2 separate regions of the Mus musculus genome follow, and region 1 is linked to region 2. A link is a loop called in an ENCODE intact Hi-C map of the cell type or tissue named here. Cell type or tissue: left cerebral cortex. All regions are shown on one strand. Each heading gives the region's core, and the rest is flanking DNA. Links, peaks and the distances in the headings are about the cores only. Region 1 holds the start of Gm52130 (a long non-coding RNA gene). Region 2 has its middle 49 kb from the start of Mir124a-1hg.

The links. A loop is a pair of places that touch in the nucleus more often than their neighbours do. Peaks named below come from ENCODE experiments on the same cell type or tissue, not always from the same donor. Only the 100,000 strongest peaks of a DNase experiment are listed, where the experiment ranks them.
Region 1: a loop joins it to region 2, with 1.8 times the contacts of the local background. A loop is called at or near these places in 2 of 42 quality-filtered maps.

The regions. Positions count from the first base shown.
Region 1 is chr14:64,405,712-64,414,044 of GRCm38, forward strand. The region is part of intron 1 of Msra (methionine sulfoxide reductase A); the gene reads right to left. It overlaps Gm52130 (a long non-coding RNA gene), which reads left to right and starts at 915. Exons shown (of 2, transcript XR_003951178.1): 1 at 915-955; 2 at 7,527-8,333. In left cerebral cortex, for the core only: a CTCF peak has its summit at 3,229; DNase peaks (open chromatin) are centred at 2,940 and 4,197; H3K27ac peaks cover 5,755 bases.
Region 2 is chr14:64,535,065-64,543,397 of GRCm38, forward strand. No RefSeq gene overlaps it. Among named protein-coding and RNA genes, the nearest start is that of Mir124a-1hg, 49 kb to the right of the region's middle. In left cerebral cortex, for the core only: a CTCF peak has its summit at 4,596 (motif pointing left); DNase peaks (open chromatin) are centred at 1,993 and 2,483; H3K27ac peaks cover 1,897 bases.

The sequences.
Region 1 (8,333 bases), core at 174-8,173, 130 kb before region 2:
GCAGAGTCTCATGCATCAAGCCACAAAAAGACCAACCCAAGAACCTCTTTACCATTCAATTCTTAAGGTTTTTTTAAACATTGTGTTTTTAATTGTGCATACTTGTGTGTGTTGTGTATATTGTACACAGGAATGCAAGTGCTCATGGAGGCCAGAGAATGCATAAGGTCCCATGGAGGTAAAGGTGTGAGTGATGTGGGTGCTGGGAATAGAACTCAGGTCTTCCAGAAAGGCAGAACCTACCTTTAATTGCTGAACCATCTCCCAGCCTCTATTTTTTTAAAAGCTCTTTGCATGTATGGGTGCAAGCATGAGTGATATATATATGTGTGTGTGTGTGTGTGTGTGTGTGTGTGTGTGAGAGAGAGAGAGAGAGAGAGAGAGAGAGAGAGAGAGAGGGAGAGAGAGAGGGAGAGAGAGAGAGAGAGAGAGAGAGAGAGAGGAAACACTGAGTATAGAACTATAAAGACTAGAAAGATGGCTCAGTGGTGTGTAAACATATACACACAAGCATTCAGAGAGATATATTTACACACATAAAGATATATTCATGATGACCTCTTATTTTCAAAGTCCATGTTATCTAAACTCTATGAGTATCTATTGACCGTTTATTTAAAAAAAGAGACAAGCTAGAGAGTGAACAGACCTATGACCCAGGCCCTTCTTCCTTTGCTGCCATAACAACATACCAGGCTGTGTCTACTTGTCTGTCCTCCACTCCGCTGAGAGCTTAGTGAGTTGGGCTGCTGTGTGTGCTGTCTCATCCTTTACCCCTGAGGAACTCATATAGGATGAGGATAGATTGACTTACTGATTGGATGAGTGGATGGATGACCTAGGATTTACCAAAGGATACATGTTCCCTACTGTAGGGGATACAAAAAGAAGAGGAGGAGGAGGAGGAGGAAGAGGTAAAATGGAAAAGAAGACAAGGAAGAGAAGAAGAGTAGGGGTAAGAAATAGAAGCTAAAACAGCAAAAGCAGCAACATCCTGGGTTGGGGAGATTGCTCAGTTGGGGCAGAGTGCTTACCTTGTGTCTTACTTAGGGTTTTATTGCTGTGAACAGACACTGTGACCAAGGCAATTCTTATAAAAGATAACATTGAATTGGGGCTAGCTTACAGTTTCAGAGGTTCAATCCATTATCATCATGGAAGGAAGCATGGCAGCCTGGGGCAGACATGGTGCTGGAGAAGGAACTGAGAGTTCTATATCTTGATCTGAAGACACCCAGGAGACAAGAATTCCATACTGGGCAGACTTTGAGCACTAGGAGACCTCAAAGCTCAGCTCCTCAATGACAGACTTCTTCCAACAAAGGCTACACCTAGTTCAACAAGGCCACACCTACTAAGAGTGCCATGAGCTAAGCATTCAAACAGAGTTTGTAGGGACCAAACCTATTCAAACTACCACACCTTGTAGGCATGAAGATCTAAGTTCGATCTAGAACCACTTAAAGGAAACAAACAAAATAACAAAAAAAGACAGGTATAGAAGTGGGCATTTATACTCCATGTGCTTATTAGACAGAGACCTGTGGATTTTTTGGGTTCACTGGTCAGCCAGACTAGCCTACTTGGTGAGTTCTGGCCAGTGAAAGACTGTTTTAAAAACAACCCAAAGCTGTACAAAAGCATGAGGAAAAGACACCTAAGGTGGTCCTTTGCCCTCCATACACACATGCACAAACTCACATGTGCACCTACACACACACACACACACACACACACACACACACACACACACTCATTCACTCATTCACTCACAGGAGCACCTGCATGCACACAGCACATTACTCTCCAACTGAGCCCCTTCCAGAGTGAACAAGCGCTAAAAAGACAGCAAGAGCAATGGAGTTAGAGACAGAAGGCTGGGTCTGCCCACTGACCTTGCCACTAAAGACACCAGGCACTCTACTTTTCTGGGCTGCAATTTTCTTACCTGCTGGGGTTGAGGGGGTCAGGGAGTAGGACAACTACTACTACTGCTATCTGTAGCTTAGATAACATGAAAATGGCAGAGGAGAGATGGACAAAGATGCTAACTTGGGAGAAGAATTCAGCAAGTGTAGGAAAAAGACGGCCCTTCCCAGTTCCCACCTTTCTACAGCTTATTCACAGAACTGAGTAGGGATTCAAGATGGCCAGTGGCCAGTGAGCACCAAGTGGGGTGGGGGAGCCAGGCTACTCCCCTGGGGAGGGCAATCCTGCCAGATCCAGCCTAGAAGGCAGGCCCAGCAAGCTTAGTTTGGCAAGCCCTGGCTCCCACTGTTATTAATTCCCAGTGAGAACTTTATTGATGACTGCAGTTAACGGTCTTGCTTCCAGGATCCCGGATGAATGGTAAAGAAACTGTTCTCCCAAAGGTGTTGATTTTTGTTGTTGTTGTTGTTGGTGGTGGTGGTGGTGGTGGTGGTGGTGGTGGTGGTGGTGGTTTGGTTTGGTTTTTGGTTTTTCGAGACAGGGTTTCTCTGTGTAGCCCTGGCTGTCCTGGAACTCACTTTGTAGACCAAAGTTTTTTTTTAAAGGCTCATAAACAGATTTCTGTAGTAATCAGCAAGCACACAGAGGGCAGTGCCCAGTGCAACCCATCCACCGCCCAGCCCCTTCTCCTCTGAAGCTGTGTCCCTTTGTTTTGCAAAGTGATTTGGGAGATTAAGAGGGTTTTGTTTGGGTGGGAGGGCGACACCCTGGGTGAGTAAGTGCTACTTGATTGCACAACAAAAGACGTGCTGGAGATTCAGCCACAACTCAGCCCCACTGGCCCCAACAGTTTGCTCTTCTCAATTAATTTATTTTGTTAGAAGAACTAAGAGAGGAAGGAAAAAGCACTGGCTGTACAGAGAACATTCACTACGTAGAAACGGCTGTGATCAAATCAAAAGGACATTTCTTCCAAGGGCAGGGAGCTCCTGTTTGGGGAGCTGCAGGTGGCCTGGGGCGTCTTTTGCAGCATCAGTGTGTCAGCTAACAAAACAACCTCTCAGGAGCCCTGGGCTCAGTGGTTGACTCCAGGAAAGCAGGAATCTGTCCAAAGTGTCAACAAATTGAGTCTATGTGGAAAATTCAAAACTATCACCTTGCTATTAAGAGGATACAAACCTGGCACGTTGGAAACAATGAGAGTTAGTCCCTTTTGCTTTCTCTGCCACATCCAAGAACATGGACTACGAGTAGGTGTTATGAGGAAAATTAAAATTGTCTCTGAAAACAGAAAATGTATGGTACGGGCCTGCAATGCTGAACTTGGACATTAGAGGCAAGAGGATCAGGAGTTCAAAACCAGCCTGGTTTGAGGCTATCCTGAGCTACACGAAATCATGTCTCAAAAGAGAGAGAGAGAGAGAGAGAGAGAGAGAGAGAGAGAAAGAAGAAGAAGAAGAGGAGGAGGAGGAGGAGGAGGAGGAGGAAGGAAAGACGGAAGAAGGAGGAAAGAAAAAGAAAGAAAAGTGAAAAAGAGAACAAAGATTGAGAGAATGCATTCTCAATTCATAATTCATATAATTAAGGACTCGTTTCAAAGCATGCTACAGATTTATAAGAACAAAGCAGCTGAGCAAAAATTATATAAAGGCTAAAGAAAGATACTCCATCTCACTAAGCAAATAGGCACACAAATAAAAGAGCAAAATCTACTCTGGCCACTGGATTGGTCAAAAGTTATCAGACAGTAGTAGGTGTGGATGGAGATGCAGTGAATGTTCCATCCTCAAGGAGAGCTGCCATAGCCAGCAGTGAGGCCCCAAAGGCCTGAAGATCCAGCCACCCAAGAGTAGATAGACTGCAATGAACCTATGCTGGTATCACAGATACATCTCCAAAACATCTGACCAGCTGTGCAAGCAAGGATAGGAGGAGCTCAAAACCATTTTAAAGCTGATATACGGGTGTTACATAAAAGTTACATTGTTTATGGCTGTATGTGTAGCAAACACTATAAAGTATCTACCAGAAGGCTGGCCAATTTCAAGACTTTAGTTTACCTCTCAAGTGATTTTACTTCCTAAAAAAATAAAATATCTAAAGGAAATAAATACAGCCATGAATACATCCTGGATACATCCAGGATAATGGGTAACTGGGTAAATGGTATGCTGTCTTGCTCTCTGTGTTTGAAAGTTTTACCAAATTAGAAATGTTTTAGCATTTTAAAAAGATATTCATATAACCATAGTGTCTTGGCAGGCAAGGCTGAAAAGCATGAGGCATTAGACACATCATCTTATCCATCATCAGTATGTGCCTGGGGTAGCTAAACTAGATAATTCTCATTTATGCCTGTGTTAGGCCTATCAGTTAAATAGTTTCTAGGCATGTCACTCCATGTAGTATTCTTGCCAACTCTCAGATACAGGTATTAAGACAGGAAACATCAGCCATTAGAGTTAGAAGATTTTTCTCAAGATCACTCAGGCAGTTATGGATCCACTGCTGATATTCTATAAGGGCATTCATTGCCAGGAACAGATGCCCAGCGAGAACTGAAGACCAATGGCCTCAGAGACACATATCTCATCTGTAAGGTCTGGTTCTACATGTGAAAGCAGAGCCGACTTAGCAAATTAAGTTTTCTATCAGCGAAGGTCTTACAGCATCCAGTCTGATGCCTCTCATCTGACCAGCCTTTTTAATATACTAGGTGCCTCTAACGATAAGCCATTAGTAAGCATCATCTCAGGTCTCACAATGTGTTAATGAGGAGGGGAACAAAAGACCCATCCAGGTAGGATTTCCCAAAGACTGAGGAGGTAGCTTGGTGGATAAAGCATTTGCTCTACGTGGGCTGGAGTTGGTATCCAGAGAAACCACTTAAAAGGCAGGTAGGAAGGTGAGCAGGTGAGTGTGGCAGCTTCCCTGTAATCCCAGTGTTTGCCAGGCCAAAGCATAGGATCCCCAGAGCAAGATGGCTAGACTTGCTACAACTCCAGCTTAGCGTTTAGCAAAAGATACTGCCTCAGTAAAGAAAGTGAAAAGCAACCCGGAAGACATCCAACATTGACTTTAGGCCTCAACTCCACATGTACACACATACGTATGCACATCCATTCACACATGTACCTCCACACTTGAATGTACACCAAACACAAAAATTAAAGAATGCCAATGACCAAGTGACTTGGTGTTGAAGCTGTCTAACACATTAAAAAAGCAGCAGTATAGAAATAAACAGAAAGAAAGAAAGAAAGAAAGAAAGAAAGAAAGAAAGAAAGAAAGAAAGGAAGGAGAGAGAGAGAGAAAGAAAGAAAGAAAGAAAGAAAGAAAGAAAGAAAGAAAGAAAGAAAGAAAGAAAGAAAGAAAGCTGAAAATTACAAACACACAGGAAACAAACAGAAAAGATGGAATATCTCGGTAAAGAGAGAGTAAATGAAATACAGTAACAAATTCAAACTTGCTGGATAGGTTCAATGGCAAGCAAATGAATATATGAACCTGAAGATCCAAACAATAGAAAAAGAAAGAAAAATAATCAAAATATTAGGTAGGAGTCTGCGGAGATATCTCAGTGGTTAGGAGTCACACTGCTCTTGCAAAATATCTGAGTTCAGTTCCCAGCACCCATGTTGAGTGGCTTACAACTACCTGTAACTCCAGGGGGGTCCAATTTCATTCACTGCACTCATGGAAACATACACACACACACAAGATTAAACAAATATCAGGTAGGAATGTAACAAAAGTTCTGACATTCATATCCTAAAAGTACTTGAAGAAATCATGGCTGAAAAACCCCCAAATTCAGAAAAAGATGTAACCTACATATTCAAGATAAATGTGCCTAGAACAGAATGAACCCAGACAAATAAAGGATAAGACACATCTTAATCAAAGTCCTTGAAAACTAAAGACAAGAAGAAGATTTTGTACAAGTACAAGGCCAAAACGGAGCAGATCTCCATCAGAACCCACAAAGGGTAATGGGGCACAAGAGGGATGAAAGAAAATGCCTGCCTAGAATTCTATACCCAGCAAAGATATTCTTGGGGCAGGGGGGTGGGTGGCTACACAAGCATGAAGACCTCCATTTGGATCCCCAGCATCCATACAGGCTGATGGATAAAGGCTTGAAAGTGGCATATCTGTTACCCAGAGCTAGGGGAAGGAGGAATAGAAACAGGTGATTCTGTGGAGCTCACCAGCCAGTCAATCTTATCATTCTATGATTGTTAAAAGAGTCTCTGTCTCAAAATATAAGGTAGTGAGCAACTGAAGAAGATACCCAAAGTCAACCTCTAGCCTCCACATGCAAACATGTACATACAAAATCACAGTCACACACCTAGACAAACAGGAACATATACTACACACACACACGCAGAGAGAGAGAAATAGAGAGAGAGAAATGGAGAGAAAGAAATCAAGAGAGAAAGGAGAGAAATCGAGAGAGAGAAATCGAGAGAGAGAGAGAGAGAGAGAGAGAGAGAGAGAGAGAGAGAGAGAGAGAGAGAAATCCTGGCTGGGCAGCAGTGGTGCACACCTTTAATCCCAGCACTTGGGAGGCAGAGGCAGGCAGATTTCTAAGTTCAAGGCCAGCCTGGTCTACAGAGTGAGTTCCAGGACAGCCAGGACTACACAGAAAAACCCAGTCTCAAAAAAAACAAGAAAGCTGCTACCAGCAGAGCATCCCAAAAAGTTCTCCAAACAGCAGTGGAAGGGATGCTTAAGCCATCACTTGGTGTGACAAATGAACTTTGGCCCGGATAGTCTGGTCCAATCTAAATACTATTTTACCAGGGTGGTGCCCTGCTGAACATTCCTGAGAAACACAACACTACAAAATCATTTAGAGAGGATGCATCATTGTCATACTTGTACTTATTCCCACACAACGCTGGATAGGCTTCATGAGATCTCAGTCAAGTCCTCCTATCAGACCATTGCCTGTGCTAGGATGTCAAGTTCAAGGTGCATCATTTCTGCCTTTGCTGTTCCAAACCTCATAACTTTCTATAAGCCATAAAACTGCCTATGAATCCAGCAATGCTGCTTCAAGAGATAATACTCAAAATCCTGGAGATAGGGCCTCAAAGACACATTTGCACATCTGTGTCCATGCAGACCCATTCACAACAGATAAAAGGTAGGGAGCATTCATCGAGAGGTAAACAGAAGGTAGGCACAATGGAATACTATTCAGCCCTCAAAAGGCAAGAAATACTGGCACCTGCTACCTTACAGAGCATGAAACAATCACAGAATAAAGAACACTGTGATTCTACTTACACAAGGGACAAAGGAAGTCAAGCTATCAGCAGCAGGTGGCAGAAAAACACAGGGAACACGAAGTCCCTCTTACCAAATACAGAGTTCCAGTTTTGCAAGATGAAAAACTTAGCCATGGGACCACCTATGTACTCAGCACAAAAATAAAGTGATAAATTATATATAGTACATATTTTTATCACTATTAAAAAGTCTAAGTTTAAACAGTAAACCAATATTTCCCCTCTACCCAGTTATACCATGTACTAGATGCTATGCTAAGTGGCCTGTTTATATTCCCTACTTGTTCTTCCCTACAGCCTTTGCAGGACATACCATAAGCCCTGTTCAGAGATGGAAAACTGGATGTTTGGAACTTAACAAGAACCCCATGCCTAAAGAACAGAGTCAAAACCTCCAGCCAGGCTGTTGAAGCACTGCAGGACATTTTCTCTCTGAGTGTGTATAATGGAAAAGGACGGTTTGCTTCAAAGGAAGACTTCCTCTGAGCATGATGGAGAGGACCATGCTTGGTTCTGGAGAGCAACTTGATCTTTTCAAATGGAAGACAGAAGCTTAGAGCAAAAAAAAAAAAAAAAAAGGGAGATGGGGGTGGGGAGAGACACAAATGGTGTTGATCCATTAAAGGGACAGTGGGGCTACCGAGGGTCTGAGCCCTCCATGGGTCAAGATGCATCACTGGAGTGCCCTGACTACACAGGACTAGACTCTAGGCTGTGGGACCCTTGAAGCAGGAAGAATGCAGGACACTGGGTAGCCAGCTGGAAGGATCAGGACTCATTTTTTTCCACGTAGCTTTTATTTTAATAGTCTACAATGGTGGCCTTAGGGGAGGCCAACATAATCACGATGAATGTGGAGCTAAACTCCAACCCCCTCTAAATTCATAGCCAGCAATACATAATCAAGATCAAAAACAAGCAATTTGACTTTTTCTTTCTCAAGCAGGAGGGGCAAAATGAGGTAATACCTAGGCTCCTCCCTGCCTATCCCTTCAGTGGGATGTCCTAAGTGGCTGTGAATACCCATCCCAGTGCTGTCTCTGCTGATGGAATTAGGAGGAGGCTCTCCCCTACTCTTATCAGGTATGTGTGACCCCGCCCCCA
Region 2 (8,333 bases), core at 229-8,228:
GCTGGAGAGATGGTTCAGCAATTAAGAGCACTTTCTGGTCTTCCAGAAGACCCAGGTTCATTCCCAGTACCCACATCAGGCACCTCACAACCATTTATAACTCCAGCTCTAGGGGATCTGATGCTTCTGGCCTCCATAGGCACCTGCACTCATCTGCCAGTATCCACATAGTGTTATATAATTAAAATATAGTTAAAAAAATAATTAAAAAAAAAACTATCTTCAGATACTGCGGAACAGTCCTTGCAGGGTACACCTACCCTACAATAGGAGAGACATATTTAGTCTCAGCCAGCACATGGTCACTGCACTTCAGAACCAATAAGGACAAAGAGTTCACCTAGTGCAGAGGCTGGGAATCCAACATCAAGGTGCTGGCAGGTCTGGCTTCTTCTGAAGCCTGTCCTAGTTTGCAGATGGCTACACTCTTGATGCCTCTTCCTGTGACATCCCCTCACTCAGGCTCACCATTGTGTCTCACGCTATCCTTGGAGGGACACCAATCTCCCTGGGTTAATACCATTCCCCTGATGGAATCATTTAACTTAAACCTCTATCCAAACTTGTTTGCAAAGGCAATAACATTTGAACATAGCAGGGGTTGGAAGTTCAACAGACAAGTGTGGGTACAAAACTTAACCCATCGTTGGGAAGGAAGATAAAAAAGAAGGGGGGATTCTGTCATGGACAGACCACTCTCCTCTCTGGCCCACACCGCTGTAAAGGACCAGTAACTTATTCTAGATTCTGGCAGTTTGTCCCTTACTTTGGGGACCGGTGGCAAGCACAGATCTTGTGCAGGCATATTCCAGGCAAGCTAACAATGACATGTTACTTCTTTCAGAAAGAATGACTATAAAAATTCGTCTCTTGGGGCTTTCTGGAAAATACACTTGTTAAACTGGGGTCACTTAACTGTTTTGGACAAGCAGCCCCACAGTTGTTAAAATTAAAAACAGTAATTTTCACATCAGGCAGACAGGGCCTCTGACCCCTAGTCTTGTATGAACATTAATAGTTTAAAAATAAATAGTAAAATGAGTGGCTTTTCTCACTGTGAAGGAGTTTGAGGTGCTGTCTGATTTAAATCCTTATCTTAGTCAAGTATGGATACACTTGGGGCCACCACAGGAATCCATGTGGAAGTCAGAATGGGCTGGACACGAAGGATCTTTGAAATGAAATCCCAAGTACTGATTTTGACCCACCGTTCTGTTCACCCAGCTCTTATCTAGTTTGAATGGCAAAGCAGAGACTTCTCAAACCGATGCCTGGGATGATGGGGAGGCCACTCTTTGGCTGTGGTTTCTGGTAGCAACTCTGAAAAATCTAGGATACACAGTCAAGAAAGAGAAGGTCACCTGGCCATCCTTCCCTGTATAAAACAGGTCAAACCTGAAGCTACACAGGTTCTCTGAAACAGGCTTTGTCAAGGTCTAAAGACACAGAGCAAAGGCAAGTAAGAACACACGGCATTCACGGGACTCCTCACAGCTCTCTTTGAACTCACTTTTGTCCCTAGTTGGCTGCCTGGAAGACTTACAAAGCTTCCAAGAGCGCACAGCACAAACACAAACTCAGAATATTGGGGGCTGAGAAGAGGACAGCTCTGTCAGTAAAGCATTAGCCACACAAGCAAGAAGACCTGAGCTCAAGCCCCAGAATTCATGTTTATAAAGCTAACAGCAGGGGCTGACATAATGGATCAATGGTGAGCACTGGCTGCTCTTCCAGAGGTCCTTAGTTCAATTCCCAGCAACCACATGGTGGCTCACAACCGTCTGTAATGGGATCTGATGCCTTCTTCTGCCAGGCAGGCATACATGCAGGTAGAGCACCCACATATGCAAACAAATAAATCTGAAAAAGCAACCAACAGCAGCAAACCAAAACAGCAAGCAGCTATGATAGAGCCCACTGCAGCCCAGCTCTGTGGAGGTGAAGACAGTGAATCTCTGGAGCTTGCTGTTCAGCCAGTCAAGGCTGCTTAGAGAACTAACTGAGCTACAGGTGGGGCGGAGATTCCAGCTCAAATAAAGGGAACACCCGCTAAGGAACAACAGCAGCCATCTCATCTCCAGATGCATGTGATCTCTCTCTCTCTCTCTCTCTCTCTCTCTCTCACACACACACACACACACACACACACACATAAATACACACAAACAATATTTTTAAAACCCCCTAGCTCGTTCTCTTTGGGATTTCCGAGTCTGAAAATTCAGGATGCGAATTTCTCCTAGAGAGGCTTGTTTTTACAGGGAAGATTCCTTAACATAAGGAAAAAGAATATTTTAAAAAGCAGACAGAAAACTGTGGTCCCTGTCAATCACTGGCTCTTGCAAAGACTGGTTGTTTATTTTTAAATCCTTTCTATTTCTAGAGAATGCAAAACACTGAGAAAGAACCCAGTACCTGAGTGCTGCACAGCCAAAGGCTGCGAAACCCTTCTCCCTTCTTCCTGAGTAAGGAGTGGGCCTCCAACGGAGCATAGAACCCACGTGCATAAACCTGGAACAGAGGAGCCATGGTGTGTCTCTGAGCTGGTGGCAGTCACAAGCTGTTCACTCTCAGCTCATGACAAGCAAGCACAGAAACTGAGTCACTTGGGCTAGAAAGACGGCTCAGTGGTTAAGAACACACTGCAGCTGGGCTCAGTGTGTTGGCGCATGCCTTTCATCCCAGCATTTGGGAAGCAGAGGCAGGCAGATCTCTGAGTTGAAGGCCACCCTGGTCTACAGAGTGAGTTTCAGTACAGCCAGGGCTACACAGAGAAAATCTGTCTGGGGGCTGGGAGTGGGGGAACACAGGCTGGTCTTCTAGAGAACCCATTTTTGGTTCCCAGCACCCATATCAAGTAGCTCTCAGCCACTTGAGGGAGACCCTGTGAGAGCGCCAGCTTCTTGTGTACATAGCCCCACAAATGCATACACACAATTATATACATAACTAAATAATAAATAAATCTTATTTTTAAAAGAGACTGAATCACTTAAAACACAGACAACAGTCTGGCTTGGTGATTTAACTCCTGTTAATTCTGACAATAAAAATACAGGGGTTAAATTCTATATGTCTAATTATTTAACGTTACTGTACGCTACAAACCTAAGAGTTCATCATGGCCCGAAAAAATGTTATTTTATTTTTACAACTCTTTACTAGATATCTAAGAGGAACTGGTCTGCAGGAAGGGAGATATTGGTTCAATGTCAACAACAATAGTTACTATAATTGTGTTGTTTATTAGATGCAAATTCTGCTATTAAAATATAAATAGCTGGGCATAGTGGCACATGCCTTTAATCCCAGCACTTGGAAGGCAGAGGTAGGCGTATCTCTTGTGAGTTTGAGGCCAGCCTGGTCTGCAAAGGCAGTCCAGGACAGCCAGGGCTCTGTTACACAGAGAAATCCTGTCTCAAAAAAATAAATAAATAAAAAATAAAAACCACACTGGGGCTGGAGAGATGGCTCAGTGGTTAAGAGCATTGCCTGCTCTTCCAGAAGTCCTGAGTTCAATTCCCAGCAACCACATGGTAGCTCACAACCAGTTGTAATGAGATCCGATGCCCTCTTTTGGTATGTCTGAAGACAGTGACAATGTACTCACATATATAAAATAAACAAATCTTTTTTTTTTTTTTTGGTTTTTTTTTTTTGGTTTTTTTGAGACAGAGTTTCTCTGTATAGTCCTGGCTGTCCTGGAACTCACCTTGTAGACCAGGCTGGCCTCGAACTCAGAAACCCGCCTGCCTCTGCCTCCCAAGTGCTGGGATTAAAGGCACACACCACCACGCCCGGCTTTAAATAAATCTTTTTAAAACAAACAAACAAACAAACAAACAAAAAAAACCCATGAGTGTTTCTCTCTCACGGCAGCTCTATAAAGCAGGAACTGCCAGTGCTCTTATTTCAGAAGAGGGGAAACTGAGTCAGGAAGAGGATAAATTACTTTTTACTGACGTACAATTGGCTGGCCATGGGCTAAGATGAGAATACAGGCAGGTTGGCCCAAATCCTTGCTAGCAAACACCTCTACCATATACTCTGCAATAAACTCTAAAACAAGTTAATTCTTCTGTAAAGTGTAGGGAGGGACAAAAGGCATAGCATCACTAACACCAAAACTGGAGAAGAAAGCTCCTGTAGGGGAGAAGGTTGGAGGGTATACAGGAGTCTCTTATGCCTCAACTCCCAAGTCTGTGCCTGCAGCATGCTCTAACCTGGTGAGCAACAGCGGCAGGTGTGCAGTCTGCTACTGGATGTATTACACAAATTTATTCTTTTTTAATAAAATTATTTTATTAGGCAATGTATACAGGTTTTACCTGCATGCATTTCTGTGTGCTGTCTGAGTGCCCAGTACCCACAGAGGCCAGAAGAGGGTGTCAGATGCCCCAGGAATGGAATTACAGATGGTTGTGAACTGCCATATACGAGCTAGGGCTCCAACCCAGGTCCTCTGGAAGAGCAGCTAGTACCATCTTTCCAGTCCCACACAATTTAAATATATATACATATATACGTATATATTGAAGGAGTAGCTTAAGCCATCAAATGCAGGGTCCTTGGGGAGGTTGAGCACCCCCTAGTGGAGCATACAAAGACAACCATCCTTCTGCTAGAACATGACAGAGGGAGAGATACAAATATGTCCAAGTTTCTTCCTGCTATTCAGAGTCTAAAGTTCTACCTTAAATCATCTTCTAGAATTCTCATTAAGGAAAAAGGCAACATAATCTGAGGTTTTGAGCCAATGCCTCTAATATAGCAATGCAAAATCAGCATTTAGTCCACAATGATTGAGGAAATTAAGGCATTCCGTGACTTATCCTGAGAATTTTCACTGAGTGTGATTTATGCTTTAACCCAGTGTGATAACATATGACCTCCTAGGGAACTAAACAGGTGAACTAACTGTAGAACTAGTTAGGGACATGAAGTAGTTTTTAACTACCAATTGGCTAGAAATTGACCCTCCTGTGTCCTGTCCCCACAATATTCCCCTGTGTCCTGTCCCCACATCAAATATCACATATTTGATGTCAGGGAATGCAGGAACCTTGAGGAATATTCAACAGTGCTGGGAAACACTGTGTGTGGCTCTTATACATTCCCCTATGGGAAGGTGACTTCAGGAACTACGTTCAGCTCAGTCAGGAAGGCACTGGGAAGCTGCTAGGTCTGGTGGGCTGCCAGGCAGGTGGACTCAACTCTTGACAGTCCATCCTCACAAGGGCAAACAGGCTCCTCCCACTTGGAAGCAGGCCTCTCCCATTCTTCTGGGCCCTGTGGAGCAAGGTTTTGTAAGTATTGTCATCAGTTTTCCCGTGCCAAGGGAGAAAGATCATTAACACCTTTACTGCAGGATGATAACACCTTTGCAGGTGAACCTAGAAATCATGTCCAGGACTCCTGGAGTTATGCAATGTTTCAAGGAGATGACTCCAGCAAGATTGGCCCAGTTGTCCCCTAAAAAGTTATCCCCATGACCTCACCTGAAATCTCTGTATACAACAGTTAAACCACAACACTTCTGGGATTGATGGAAAGCAACCAAGAGATGCGTTCTGGGTTCTGGCTGGAACCTGTTCAGGGTCTATGTGCACAGGGTGGAGAGTTGGTTAGTGGTTAAGAGCACTGGCTACTCTTCCAGAGGACTGGTGTTCAATTCCCAGCACAGACCTCTTAGCAAAATGGCAGGCTGTCTAGAAACATAGCTGTAAGAAGGAGCTTGTGGGTGTGTTTTGCAGTGATGGGAGGGCAAAGGAATGTCACAAAATGGCACCATGTAACAGACTTTACACTAGAGACCCACTGGAGGAAGGGTAAGCAAAAGGCTGCCTCTGAGCGAGGATAGAAACTAGAGAGAGCCAGCCATGATGGCACAAGCTTTATAAGGGGTATAGAGAGTGCGCATAGGGAAAATACACAGCCATGATGACAGGGGAAAAGTATCACATTAGCTGCTAGCAATGATGGGGCTGGTAGTGCTAAGTCACTGAAGGTGGGGTTGGAGAGCAGGCAAGAAGTTTATCAGGAGTCATGTTACTCATGTCAAGAAGGAATCTAGATCAAGGTTTTGCATGGAGGAACAACGGCTGGATAATCTGCCATCGCCTAAGTGGCCACTGGTTACTAGGACAGCCCTGTGATTGCTACTTATGATGCCTAACTTGGTTACAGTGACTCTCCATGAATCTCTGAGAAGTCCTTAAAGAGGATGATGGCAAACCATACCCAAAACCTGAGAATCCAATTACATGAGAGTCCCTGTGTCGGTGTTTGTTTGTTTGTTTGTTTGTTTTTAAAGATCTCCAAGTGGTTCTTAAGGTGGCTTGTGTTGAAAACCACTTCCCCAGGTTAACAGAACTTAGTTACTAAAGAGCTAAATACTGCTTTTAAAGAAATCTGACTTTTTTCCCCTCAAACACCCAAGAGCCCTGTTGATTTGGTAACATTTCCCAAGCAACAGTGACTGATGAACTGCTGCTAACGTTCAGGACATGGAATTAGACATGACTCCTGTGCGTCAGGTGCACCTCCTCAGACAAAAGCTTAATTGTAGATTTGTGAGAACAAGGTCTGGGCAAACAACAATCAGCGATAGGTTGACCTCAGTTGAGTAAGCAATGCTGCAGGGAGAAGAAAGACAAATGTACAGGTTCATTTCCACATTCATGCAAATGTTTACTGAGTGTGCAGTCACTGTGCTAGGTGCTGGCAACTCTGAGATAAAGAAAAGATCGTCGGTGTCACCGTAGGCACTATAGTTTAGTGCAGAGAAGAAAAAGGAAACAAAACTTTCCAGCCATGAAGTGTGACCTAGGATGACAGGCAGGATATGGAAGGCCCAAGGAAGAAGCACAGGGTGACAGGCAGGGACTCGTGGAGTCAATATTTCCAGGCCAATGGAAAGGAAGAATATGTCCAGCCTTGTGAACACCAAGTGACAGGTAACACTGAAAGGGTAGGCAAGAGGCTGACTATAAAGACCCTTGGATGTCATCTAAGGACATTGGACCTAACCTTGGAGGTGATGGGAGTTACTGATGGATTGCAAGTAGGGATCTGACATGATCAGAATCTCACACTAGTGAGGCATCTGGATGTTGGAAGTGTGGTCCACAGCACTACCAGCCTTGCCAGGGAGCTTGTTCAAAATACAGATCTTAGGCTTCATCCCAAACACACTAAATCCAAATCCATGTGTTTTGTGTAGGCCAGGGTAGACATCAGGTGTCTTCTTCCTCAATCTTTTTTTTTTTTGAAACAATATGTCTCAGTGAACTTAGAACTCACCAGTGATTAGTGAGGCAGGCTGGCCAGTGAGCTACAGGGGTCCATCTTCTCCACCCTCTCACCCCCACCAGCATGGGGATTGCAGAGATTCACTGCCACACCAAGCCTTTACACAGCCCCAGAATCTAAACTCTAGACAAAGTGTCCAGATTCAGTTTTACAATGAAATTAGAGACACATTCATATAGACGTGAGATTCTCATTTGACACTTTTGGAAGACTACTTTCAAGTCAATAGTAACTTTGAAATTTCTCATCAAATAGCATCTTAACAGTTGTCTATAAGCCAGTGTCTCTACACATCGAATATGTGTGTGTGAAAGTATGTATATGTATGTATGATATGATATCCAGATAATGAAAGTAATATCAAAACCATTCTTGCTGCAGACATGACTATGGTGTGTGAAACACAGGTCATTTCACTAAAATATGCAACGTGGTCTCTGATTTGAGTCTGTTCCGAGTGCCTCCCCCAAGGGTTCTTATGTTGGAAGCTTGGTCTCCAGTGTGCAGATGTGAGAGGTAATAGGACCTTTTATGGGTAAGCCACTGGGGACACTGCACTAGGAAGAAATTAAGGTGATTCTCTTGGGATTATCATTAGTTCCCAGGGAAAAGGTTGTTATAAAAGAGCCATCCTGGCACGTCCCTGGTCTCTCTCTGGCTTCCTGTCTCACCCGGTGATCTTACCTCACACACATATTCAAGCCACGACACATTTGCCATAAAGTGCTACACCCCAAGGGCCTTCATCAGAACCAATGACATGCTGTATGGACATTCCTCCTCCCAAACTGAGCTCTTTTTATGAAGTTTCTGGTCTTGTGTATTTTTTTATAGCAATCATTAGCAGACTAATAAAATAACTATTGTGGGATTGGAGGAAAGGTCCCTTGATTTAGTTTTGGGGAAATGAGATGTAGACTGTCCCTCAGTTATCTGAAAGCCCTTAAACAGAACAGGCGCAACCCCAGTGGCACTCAGAAAACCAGTTCCAATCAAGTGTGGGCTCTACTGCTGCTGGCTGT